Linked DNA regions of Homo sapiens: all the other regions are linked to region 3. A link is a contact called in ENCODE Hi-C or POLR2A ChIA-PET data. All regions are on one chromosome and are shown on one strand. The core of a region is the stretch at or near the end of the contact, and the rest is flanking DNA. Distances in the headings are between cores, read along the strand shown. Region 1 has its middle 15 kb from the start of IER5. Region 2 overlaps MR1 (major histocompatibility complex, class I-related). Region 3 overlaps STX6 (syntaxin 6).

The links. Hi-C counts contacts between places; a loop is a spot of excess contacts on that map. ChIA-PET counts read pairs that join two places held with the same protein, here RNA polymerase II (POLR2A). Pooled maps may share reads with other maps.
Region 1: a pooled map shows a loop between it and region 3 (3-fold over the local background). The contact joins two enhancer-like sites. A Hi-C loop is called at or near these places in 1 of 168 maps with a recorded cell type or tissue (astrocyte of the cerebellum) and 3 of 50 pooled maps. POLR2A ChIA-PET finds 5 or more read pairs at or near these places in 8 of 52 experiments (BJ, GM10248, HCT116 and 5 more).
Region 2: a loop to region 3 is called in a pooled map, with 3 times the contacts of the local background. The contact joins two enhancer-like sites. A Hi-C loop is called at or near these places in 1 of 168 maps with a recorded cell type or tissue (ovary) and 5 of 50 pooled maps. POLR2A ChIA-PET finds 5 or more read pairs at or near these places in 1 of 52 experiments (activated T-cell).

The regions. Positions count from the first base shown.
Region 1 is chr1:181,102,037-181,106,113 of GRCh38, forward strand. No RefSeq gene overlaps it. Among named protein-coding and RNA genes, the nearest start is that of IER5, 15 kb to the left of the region's middle. RefSeq lists silencers at 2,904-2,963, 2,984-3,473, 3,734-3,783 and an enhancer at 3,317-4,077. Within about 2 kb of position 2,740, at least 29 of the 41 ENCODE cell types and tissues checked have a DNase peak (open chromatin) inside an H3K27ac peak, as active enhancers do.
Region 2 is chr1:181,060,693-181,064,668 of GRCh38, forward strand. MR1 (major histocompatibility complex, class I-related) reads left to right here. Exons shown (of 6, transcript NM_001385161.1): 6 at 1-1,246. Among named protein-coding and RNA genes, the nearest start is that of IER5, 26 kb to the right of the region's middle. RefSeq lists enhancers at 1,336-1,465, 2,106-2,155. Within about 2 kb of position 1,884, at least 16 of the 41 ENCODE cell types and tissues checked have a DNase peak (open chromatin) inside an H3K27ac peak, as active enhancers do.
Region 3 is chr1:180,979,463-180,983,449 of GRCh38, forward strand. The region is part of intron 7 of STX6 (syntaxin 6); the gene reads right to left. Among named protein-coding and RNA genes, the nearest start is that of KIAA1614-AS1, 27 kb to the left of the region's middle. RefSeq lists a silencer at 2,226-2,305. Within about 2 kb of position 2,314, at least 2 of the 41 ENCODE cell types and tissues checked have a DNase peak (open chromatin) inside an H3K27ac peak, as active enhancers do.

The DNA.
Region 1 (4,077 bases), core at 1,490-3,989, 120 kb after region 3:
TTGAACCACTTCTCGGGTTACCGGGCTCTTCCCTGTCTTTCTGGTAATTGCTTGTTTACTCACTTCCTGGTTCTCAGAGGCTGTTGGACTCCTGCTGTTCTGGGAGTTGTGGGCTTACCTGACCCCCCTCCTCCCCACACCTTCTCCACTGTATAGAACCTACTGGGAAGGAACAAAGACCAGAGTTCAAGTCCTAATGAGGTCTCCAGTGAGGCAGAGATGATAGTCTTCATTTGGTACCAGGCAGAGAGATGCTGAAATCCCAGAACCAGCCCTTAAATTGGCTGTTGGCCTGGTACTCAGAATGAGTACCCCTGGGAGGTGGGCAAGCTTCTGGAACCTGGTTTCTGGGAGAGGGGCTCTAAGTGCAAGGGCCCTACTGGGCCTATTTTGTCCCTAACCTACAGTCCCTCCCCAAGAGAGCATCTGAGTGCTGTGATTTAATAAATAATAAAAGTCAGAGTAAGGATATATGATATACACAAATACGCATATTGTACCCATAAAGAAAACAGTAGACAAATAAATCCTCCTATCTGACTATAACTGGTAAGAGCTTGTACAAATGTTCCCAAAAGGAGACAGATATTAGCCCCTTCATTAGTTAAGGTCCTTATCTGCATTTCTATGGTGAGGGATGATCATGTATTCATTTAAGTATGACTCTGTGCCTCTGGAGACAGAGATTCTGCGAAAACATTGATTAGGGGTAGGACCTTGCTAGAAAAAGTCATAGGTGTGCAATTCATATCTTCTAATTAAAGCACATTATCACTTACTTACAAATGGTTAGGGCTTTAATAAACTAACCCCTTAGGAGACCCTAGCTAGGTCCAAAAACAAAGATAATTTTCTATAGAAGGGTCAACATAAAACTAATGGAAGAGTTTACTATTGCTTTTCCTTAGGCACATTAGGTCCTTAAGGACTCTTAGCCTTGATCTCTAAGTTCAGGTCTCCCCTTTGGCCAGGGCCCTAGGGAGGCCATGAGTCCTTGGGAAAGTGAAAGCAAAGCTGAATCTCCAATGGCATCTGGGACATCTCTGCCCCTTCCTTCTCTGTACTGTACCCTATCCTCAGCAGCACTTGTGGCTCCCCCAAAGCCATGTTTTCCCAGTCTTCCCCTGCCTGGGCCACCCTTCCCATTTACCTGCTGGGCCAATGAATCCTTGCAGACTTTTCTACTTGATGTAATGATTTGTTCACGTTTCTTTGCTTGACCAGACTGTACCCTCTCCACCTCTAAATCATATTCATCTCCTTATCCCTCGAATCTAGCCCAGAACCTGGCAGATGCTAGGGACTAGATGTTGTCTGGGGAGACTCTAGTTCTAGTTCAGTCATTCACAATCTGTGTGACTTTCAGCAGGCCTTTTAATCTTTTTGTTTCTTAGCTTCTTCATTTTAAAATAAATCTTGCCAATTCCAACTTACACGGTTACAAATTAAAAATGAGACAACTGTGGAAGTGCTGAACAAAACGCCAGGTGGTGGAGGTGGTAGGAGGGGCGCTTAGCTCCAAGCGAAGACATATTTGTCTTAGTCTGCTCTGGCTGCCATAACAAAATATCACAGAGTGGTTTAAGCAAAAAAATGTATTTCTCATAGTTCCGGAGCCTGGAAATCTGAGATCAGGGTGCCAGCATGGTCAGGTTCTGTTGAGGGCTTTGTTTCTGGCTTGCAGATGGCCGCCTTCTTGCTGTACCCTCACATGGCAGAGGAGAGAGCGAGCTCCTAAAGACCCTATTTCCAGATATAGTCACATTAGGGGTTAGAGCTTCAACACATATGAATTTTGGGGAAGCATATCCATTCCACAGCAATGCTGAAGGAGATTCATCAGCACATAGCCCTTCAGTCCTGTTCCCACCTCCTACAGCTTGCAAATCTGAAGCACCCCACCAACTCCGTATTGCAACTACAGTAATCATGACTTGTATACCAATTTATAGATGTTTCAATAACTAAAGCATTTGTATAACATATCCTATGGCTTACGAAGAATATTTCATACAGTCTAATCTCATTTTCACAACTATCATCTCACAGATGAGAAAAGCAAGGCCCCAATGGCCAGCCCAATCTTATTTCCAGGTCCTTTAACTGTATACCTTCAAACTCTTTAGGCCACACCAAAGTACTCGGTTGTAACCACTTCAAAGAAAACAGGGCTCTAAGAGCTGGTGAAGTCTAAACTCTTCAGTTCCTCCACTGTGACCACAGCTGACCGTCTTTACTTGTTCTATTCGCTCCCATATGAATCCTTTCTTTGTGCTCTAGAATTTTATGGAGTGGAAAATATATATGGAACGAGACAACATTCTTAGAGGAAAGGACTTTACAAATGCGAAGTATTAATATTTTGTTTGATATGGGCACTATTTTCAAAGGACCCTGCATACTTTCTGTGTTTCTTTGGGATGCCCTGCCCACCCAGGACAACTGAAGGAGCCGCTCTGGTTTTAATTGCAGCAATTCACCAGACAGTTTAGAACTTTCTACGTGCCAGGGCCTCTGTCCCCTGCAAAAGCTCACATTCCAAACAAGTCAGGTGTAGGCTCCGCTCCTAGAGAGGGACGGTGTGAACAGAGCTAACTGGGTCGGCCTCTCTCCTTCCGACCTCCTACTCCCCTCCCAACACCTCCTCGCCCAGAACGTCTCAATTCTGACCCAGACACCCTGGGAGGCCGAGAGGCTCCTTTTGGATCTGCAATACACCCTCCTCACCACAACCAACAGACAAAACGCGCGAGTGCCGTGCAAGGTGGAAACCCTTCCCTCCGGGGGGCGATCGCCCCAGTAGGGTGAAGCAGGCCTCTTTGTTCACGGGATGCCTCGCTAGCAAGCCGGCGGCGGGGGCGTTCCCTGGACCGTGAGACCCCGGCTCCCGAGGACGCCTCCCGTGCCGCCGCTTCCCTCAAGCCCAGTGCCGCCAGCGGCCAGAGCTCCGGATTCCTGCCGCCCCCAGCCCACCGGCAAGAGCTGGCTTCATTTTCCCAGTCCCCCTTTCATCTGGCCGCACAGGCAGAGCACCGTCCGCTAAGGTCTCCTCCCATCCCAGCAGGAAGGGCGGGGAGACCCGCGGAGGATTTAAAGGGGCGCGGAGGTCAGGAGGGCTGGGGGCGGCTCCGCGGAGAAAATGGGGCGCGCTCGTCCTCTCCCGCAGCCTCGGCCGCCGCGAAGCTTCCTCCCAGCTCCCGCCTTTCCGGGCCCGGCGGGCCGAGGGGGAAGGGAGGCTTCCTGCGCCGGCGCCCGCGGCTGCCCCAGTGAGGTCCCGCCCGAGAGCAGGCCCAGGCGGGGGCTGGGCGCGCGGCGCGGCGCTGCGGGCTGGAGGGCGGGGGCGGGGCCCGCCGCTTTTAGAGTCACCTCCCGCGCGCCGCGGCCGCCGTTGCCAGGGTGACCGGGGGAGCTCCGTTGTGGGGAGGCGGCCGCGGCGGGTACCGGTGGGCGGAGCTCAGCGGGCGGGGCGGGGCGGGGCGGGGGCGGGGGGAGCTTCCTCGTCGTCATGGGAACGGCGCAGTTATTTCCAGCCCCCGGGCCGTGCCAGTGGCGCGGTGCCAGGATGCGAGAGTATTGCAGGACAGCGGCAATCTGCTGCGACCTGGGACATAACAATGCGCCCCTTCTGCAGCGCTGGGCCCGCCGGCGAGAGGTCTCGCTGGTCTGAGGGGCTGGGGCCGCCCCCGCGCGTCGTGTCTCCTCTCGGCGCTCTTCGGCTCGGAGCCTGGCGGCTCAGCGCGCTCCCGGCTGCACGTGCTGCCCCCGCCGCCGCCCACGCCAGACAAAGCGGGGCCCTCCCGGGCGTGTTTCCTAGGCGCCCCCTTCCCTCGATGAACCCTTTGATTTCTTCCTTCTTCTCTCTCACTTCGTTCCAGCCCCCTCAACTGCCTCCTGGAGCGCCTTTTTTGTGTGCTCGCCATCTCACGTTTGGCCCTCTCTCCAAAGCTCTGCCTTCACGAACGCCTCCATTTGACCTTCCCCCTCCGCCACTCTCTGGTCTCCTTTGGTAGCTTTATCATTACATTTGATGGAAGGGCGACTCTCCCCTCTCCTATTTTCAGCTCCACATTACCTTTT
Region 2 (3,976 bases), core at 634-3,133, 81 kb after region 3:
CAGGACAAGGAAGTGTTCTTGGTCTTCAACTTTCATCCCTGATGGTGAAAGCAGTTGCTCCTGACCTATTTGCCCACCAGCTTCTCCTCTGGAGCCTGAGGCTTCTGATGCCTGCCTGGCTGGTTCTCAGTAAGAAGGTCAAGTTCAACCAGAGGGGAGATGCTGATGCCTTTCAGTACTTAAATATGAGTTCAGACCCTGGGGCCTGGACATAAGATTTGGGGTCCCCTGGATATAAGATTTCTGAAAACACTCAGACTGTGGAGACCCCTGCTGAGGGAGAAGCCCCAAACTGTGGCTTCAGGGGAATGCACCAAGGCTCTCATTGAGGCCACCTTCTCCAACAAGCTCCCCTCCTGCTTCCCCATGGCTGGCATGGCTGAGGAAAAAGGACACTGAGCACAGCCCGTGCATGAGCGGCTTGCCATGCAACAGGATAAAACCCATAATGCCACTCAGCAAGCCTTGGTTGTAAATCTAGTTTGATTACATTTGTAATCAAATGATGGCCATTTGTTCTGTTTCTGGTTTGTGAACCAACTGAAGACATAAGCAGGGCCTCAGCTAACCCACAAATAGCACATGTGTGCAAACTGGAAAAATGAACCCTTCTTCTGGGAGGACGCCAGCCCAGGCCAGGTCACCCGGCTTGGCCAGCAGAACACAGAGTAGATTTTGGTCCCGTTTGTTCCCCAGTGGGGTATCTATCCTTGTGCAGGGCACAAGCCTACATGGTGGCTCTGGTCATATCATTAGAAAATAGACAGAAATGGGCTGCACACCAGAATGAATGAATTGAATTGAAAGGGAGGAGTGATGGTGGAAAAAAAAACAAGTCAATTCATTTAGACTGGTAGAACCAGAACCACTGTGTAGTACATCCAAACGGTTAAAATTCCCTGGAAGATGTTACATAATCCTATCATGGTGTTTATTTATGGAAATCTATTTTAAAAATTTTATGTAATACTGCACAGTCTGTTTGCATGATGCCTTGTACGTAGTAGCAACTCAGTAAATACTTTTTGAATGAACTAGTATAGTATTTTAATTAGCTAGTCTTCATGTACTGGTACAAAAGAACAGTGTCATCTTACAGCTGAAGTCATAGAGGGGAAATATCCCACTCAAGATCATATAACATTCCAGGTACTCAGGATGAATGGTTTGAGGACTGGTCTGAATTCTTCAAAGGTTTCAGCTGTATTAACATTCTCCATCTAATAAACTTTATCTTGTCATTGCATTGTCTGTGAGATTAGTGATCTGAAACATTCCATCAATACCCCCACCCCACCCAACACATACATATTAAAGACAAAGATAGAATTCGGAGGTTCTTATGGGAGGTACTGTTTTTCTCGAAGGCTATGAGAAGAGGTGCTGAGAAATGAGTTCTCAGCCATCTTGGGGGCCCAAATATCTGAAACCTTCCAGAAATGTAACTAGTCTGAATTTGCTTTTCTGTCACCATTTGGGTATTTGGTTAATGAAAGTTCTTAACATGCAAATTCCACCCACTCTTACCAATGCCCTGAGCTGGGAAGCACCCTGAGCACTCTTACCACACCCTGAGCTGTTGCTTTTCCTCTCCGCCTTGCCCCCACTCCGTGTTGGCTGCACCAGCAGAGGCTTCTGCATTTGCCCCTGGGCGGGAGTTGGGTATGAAGGTCTGGGCCAGAAGGTTCTGAGTCCCTAAGCTGAGCTGCTGGGTGGCAGCTGGAAGGTCAGGCTGGCTGAAGCCCTGGCGAGGTGACACTGGGTCTGAGGCAGGTGCAGTGGCAGCGGCCAGACCTCTGAGGACACAAATGGGCTAGAGTGTGGGAACAACCGGGGAAACAACCCGGGGGTGGGAAGGGAGTAGGAAGGGGGGAAACAGCTTCTGAGAGGAGGCTACAGGATGAAATGGGAAGCCACGAAAATAAGGAAGTGAAACCAAGGGAGAAATAAGAGTGCCACCCAAGCCGAGGCCGTCCTGGCCTTTCTTCCTTTCTGAGGCATCAGCGCAGATTCTAAGTTTACTTGAACTAACCGAAAGCTCTGTTGTTTTCTGAGCAACATCACAGTGGCATAAATAGAGAATTCCTGGAACACACTGGCAAGACACACGCTCTAGAAGGTGACAATTCTGGGGAAATCTGAAGGGCTGGAATAATAAAAAGTCAAACATTTGGCATCCCATCAGCTGCTGAAACACAACCCTCTCACGTACTTTAAAATACCCAACACATGCACTCTGCATATTACTCACGAAACAGCTACGAATGCACAGTCCCTGTGTTACACACAACAGGAAGTTGCCAAACCAGATGTAACCCACCAAGGCCGAGCACATGGGCAGCCCTTCACCTTACTGTTAAAAGACTGAATGGTCATTGGTCCCTGAGGATCCCTGAAGAAGACAGGCAAGCTGTTCTAATCCAATTTAGGTCTTTGCAACTGAAATTGAGATCAAATTTCAAAGATCTGTAAACTAGTGCAGCTTCACAGACTTGAAATTAGTCTACAAGATGACATGTTTCTGGGCCTAATGATGACATTTTTAGAGACTGCCCCCAGCCACAAGGAATTATTCGTTTTTTCTGTGTGGCATGGTATACACCATATTTTCATTCAAGCCACAGAGTTTTTTTTACCCCAGTTTCTTATTAATAATCTGCCACAAATACTGATATTTAAATCAAATTCTTATGGCCTTCATTAGTTAATCAACCATTCATGAAATATATGCGCCATAAGGCCTGACACTTCAGTGCCTGGCACATAGTAGGCACTCAGTACATATGCATATTGACAAAATGAACTGCTGCTCCTACAAGCCAGACTCTGTAGGCAACACAGCACAATGATGTTCTGAAAATTAGCAAGTACAAAAATGGCCCAGACATATGCTTATAGAAAAATCAAGCTCACATCACAGAAAATAATTTTAGAGATTGTAATCTAGAATGCATTTCTATAAAACAGTCCCTGGGTTTTCTGCTAACAGAAGAAATACAACTCTGGCTGGGGGCACGGTAGCTTACACCTGTAATCCCAGCACTTTGGGAGGCCAAGGCGGGCAGATCACTTGAGGTCAGGAGTTCGAGACCAGCCTGGGCAACATGGTGAAACCCCGTCTCTACTAAAAATACAAAAAAATTAGCTGGGTGTGGTTGCTGGTGCCTATAATCCCAGCTACTTGGGAGGGTGAGGCAGGAGAATCACTTGAACCTGGGAGGCAGAGGTTGCAGTGAGCCAAGATTGCACCATTGCACTCCAGCCTGGGCGACAAGAGCGAAACTCTGTCTCAAAAAAAAAAAAAAAAAAAAAAAAAAAAGAAAAGAAAGAAAGAAATACAACTCTGACAGTGAGCTTTCATAGTAATACTGAAGACACAGGTTGAATAAAACTTTCAAGTGAGATGGGAGGGCCTGCACATAAATATGCCATGAAACAAAGGACATGGGGAGGATGAAGGGCTCAGCACTGCCTCCTTCCCTGCAGCCGCTGGGCTGGGCTAAGAGGACCCATAGGCAGTGGCGATGGCGACAGCAAGGAACTCAGAGATGTTCAGTGAGACAGAGGAACTTCTAATCCTCTAGTTTCCTTTTGTCTTCCTGATAGCCTATCCTCAGAGAAATAATTCCCTTACTAAACGCCTAAGTGCTTTTCAGCTCTGCCACTCAACTGACACTTAGCTATTCTGTGTTGGTATTTATCTGTTTCTGCTCGGCTTATCTCCCTGGCTGGACTATAAACCCCTTAAGGGCACAATGTGAATTCTGTGTCCTTCACTTAGTATCAGGGTGATCTTAAGTTGTTTAACTTCTCTGAGCCTCATTTTTATAAAACCCGGGGCTAGTCAATACCTGTCTTCCAGTGTCAAAGTGGGGATTAAAGGAGATGTGTGTGTGCAAGCATATTGCAAAGAAATGGCATCTGGGATGTGTCTTCCTCTACGTGCTCTCCAGGGACTGCTCCCCATGTCCCATAT
Region 3 (3,987 bases), core at 1,064-3,563:
ATGGTGCTGAAACAACTGGACATCCATGCCAAAAAAATGAAGTTGGAGGCAGACTTTACACCTTAACAAAAATTAACTCAAAATGTATCCACAGACCTAAATGTAAAATGCAAAATTATCAAACTCCTGGAAGAAAACACAGGAGAAAACCTAGATGACCTTGGGTATGGCAATGACTTTTTAGATGCAACACCAAAGACACTATATATCCATGAAATAAATAATTGAAATTGGGATGTCATTAAAATTAAAAACTTATGCTCTGTGAAGTCACTGTCAAAAGAATGAGAAGACAAGCCACAGATTGGGGTAGAATATTTGCAAAAGATTCATCTGATAAAGGACTGTTGTCCAGAATGTATTATACAAAGAATTTTTAAAACTCACCAGTATGAAAACTAACAGCTTGATTTTAAAAATGGGCAAAAGACCTGAACAGACACCTCATCAAAAAAGAGATGGGGCTGGGCAAGGTGGCTCACACCTGTAATCTCAGCACTTTGAGAAGCCATGGCAGGCAGATCACTTGAGGTTAGGAGTTCAAGACCAGCCTGGCCAACATGGTGAAACCCTGTCTCTACTAAAAATACAAAAATTAGCTGGGCGTGGTGGCGCAGGCCTGTAATCCCAGCTACTTGAAAGGCTGAAGCACAAGAACCACTTGAGCCTGGAAGGCAAAAGTTGCAGTGAGCTGAGATCGCACCTCTGCACTCTAGCATAGGTGACAGAGTCAGACTCTGTCTCAAAAAAAAAAAAAAAAACACCATGAAAGAGCTGCCAGGGAAGCATACGAAAAGATGTTCAACATTAGATGTCACTGGGGAAAGGCAAATTAAAACAAGAAACAATACACACCTATTAGAATGGTCAAAACCCCAAACAGTGACAACACCATATGCTAGCAAGGATGTGGAGCAATATTAACTCCTAGTGGGAATTCAAACTGGTACAGCCACTTTGGTAGACAGGTTGGCAGTTTCTTACAAAACCCAAACATACTCTTACCATAACCATTCAGCAACCACATACCTTGTTACTTATCCAAATGAACTTAAAAACTTATGTCCATATAAAAACCTGCACTTTTTTTTTTTTTTTTTTTTTTTTTTTGAGACAGAGTCTCCCTCTGTCACCCAGGCTAGAGTGCAGTGGTGTGATCTCGGCTCACTGCAACCTCTGCCTCCTGGGTTCAAGCGATTCTCCTGCCTCAGCCTCCCAAGTAGCTGGGGTTATAGGCGCACGCCACCACGCCTGGCTAATTTGCACATGGGTGTTTATAACAGCTTTATTCATCATTGCCAAAACTTGGAAGCAACCAAGGCGTCCTTCAGTAGGTAAATGGATAAATTGTGGTACATCCAGACAATAGAATATTATTCAGTGTTAAAACAGAAATAAGCTATCAAGCCATGAAAAAGCACAGTGGAAACTTAGATGCACACTGCTAAGTGAGAGAAGCCAATCTGAAAAGGATCTGTGATATATGATTCCAACCATATGCAAGCTGGAAAAGCAAAACTATGGAGACAGTCAAAGGATCAGTAGTTTGGGGGTTGGGGGAAGGGAGGGATAAACAGGTGGAACACAGGATTTTTTAGGGCAGTGAAACAGCTCTGTGTGATGCTACAATGATGGATACATGTCATTTATACATTTGTTCAAACCCAGAGAATGTACAATACCAAGAGTGAATCCTAAGGTAAACAACGGTCTTTGCGGATGATTAATGATGTGTTAGCGTAGGCTGATTGTAACAAACGTACCACCGTGATGCTTGATGTCAATAGTCAGGGAAGTTATGCATGGGGGAAGGGGGCTATATGGGAACTCTCTGTACTTCCTGCTCAATTTTGCTAGGAACCTAAAACTGTTCTAAAAATAGTTTATTAATTTTTTAAAAAGATTAAAATGCTTACAATAATTTAAAACCACTTTGCTAAAATGATTAGTTGCGATTCTTTCAGGACAAAAACGGAGAAAGTATTCCTTCTCCAACCCCGCCCTCAACCTCACACACTCCTATGTTTACCCCCTTCCCTCAGGCATCTCGCTATTCTCAGCACCAGATTTCCAACACTGAACCAGATTTCCATTTTTTGGCTTTCCATCAGCCTCTACTCATGCCTCCTACCACCCTCCAATCACCTTCTCTTCCACAACTGTATTAAGTAGGAATTTTCACCAAGGAGAAGCATATACCACACAAGCCAGCACAACCCGAGGATGTTCTTTTAAAGCCGTTTTCCTCTGAAGTGGCTAAGCTGCCTCTACGAAGCATGAACTAGGTAACCCCAGGGAGCTGTTACCCCAGCAGACTTCTCAGCACTTCCCGCAGAGGCTTCATGCATAGAAGGAACGGGTACTAACCACAGGGGCTCTTGTGACCTCAAGTGGAAAGTTTTAAGCAGCATTGCAAGCTCAGGACCTGCCTCAAAAAGTCAGAGCGGAACAAAAGAACTCCAATGGTAGTTTTTTCTCTCTCTCAAAATATTTTTCTCCCCTAAAGAGAAAAGATTAATGGAATGTTGGAAAGTAAGAGGGAAAAAAATCTCAGTATCTACTTAAAATAAAATACTTCTGTGGGTAGGAGAATACAATTAGTGTCTCTCTTGGGTCATTCAAAAAAGTAAATGTGGAGTCTTGGTTGGTTTCTCCCCATGAAGCAGACAGCCACGGGGAGCGGAGATGGTCCGCCTGTGTGCCTGTAACTACTTAATCACACTTCGCTGTGCCTCCATAGGCTTCCTTTATGTACAGGTTTGATTACTAAAGCAGTGAACTTCTGCAAAAATTATGGAGGAGAGCAGAGACGAATACAAATTGCTTGTTTGTCAAATTGAAGCAGAAAGCACCAAGCAGGAAGAGGTCCTTAGGGAGTATTTCTTTGGGTAGCAAGCAAAGATTAAAATGAAAACACAAGCAACCTGTCAAAAGTGAAGCACCGTTCAGGATAAATGCTCTGTTTCCTGGCTCTTTTTCCTATACAAATATAACCAAAGTTATTACATTGCTTCCCCAATTTTTCTTTTGGGAAAAAGTAGAATAAAGCATAAGCAAACTTCAGTGCTATTTATACACACTGGGTCGCTTCTCACAATGCAAGTACTTTTCTAAATTATTCATACCCAGAATGCTGGGAAACAAAGACAGTGCATCTTTGTTCACTTGCTCTTCCCCAAACAGAACTGGTGCTGAAGTAGCTACTTGACTTTGCAACTACTACATACATGAGTGAGAGGCCTGGAGTTTAAACTGGTTATACAATTCTTCATTAAAACACCTTTTTTTTGTTTATTGTTTTGTTTTTAAGTAGAGGGGAGAAGGCAGAAGAGAGAACAGAGGGAATCAGAAAAGACTTTGCAAACCTTTCTCTAAATGTGTGACAGATGAACTAAGCTGGTGCCTGCTTCCCATATATGCACAGTTTCAGGCAATGAAGAGCCCGCTAGAAACAAAGATACTTGTCCCTAAAGAGAAAGAAGAAAATGACTCTAGATAGGAGCTTCTCTTTGTTTTGGATGTAATAGGTCCATTGCGCCTTGGGGCCATTACAATTTTTGTTGCCTTACAATTTCTTAAAAACATTTACTAAGTACCAATAAATAAATGGTAAACGCAGTTAAGCACTTCTACTTTACTGGTATTTCATTTAATCCTCACAATTACCTGGAGAGGTAGGACTCAACATATTTTTACAGATAAGAAACTGAGCCCCAGAGAACTGTTATGTAACCTATGAGTTAAACTTCTGAAAAGTAAACCTGCATATGTATTTAAATATTGCTTCAAAAAGCTAACCTATTAGACCTTATAACATGTACCTGACAGTAGGAAACCAACAGAAGAAAAGGTGTCAAGAAACAGGGCATGTTCTAACACAAGGGAGGTGCTCTACAGTCAGGGAACATTCAGATTACCTCAAGGAGCATCTCAGTTTCTCCTTCCACCAAGCAACCCCCACCAGATAAAGAAGAGATACTGGATTTT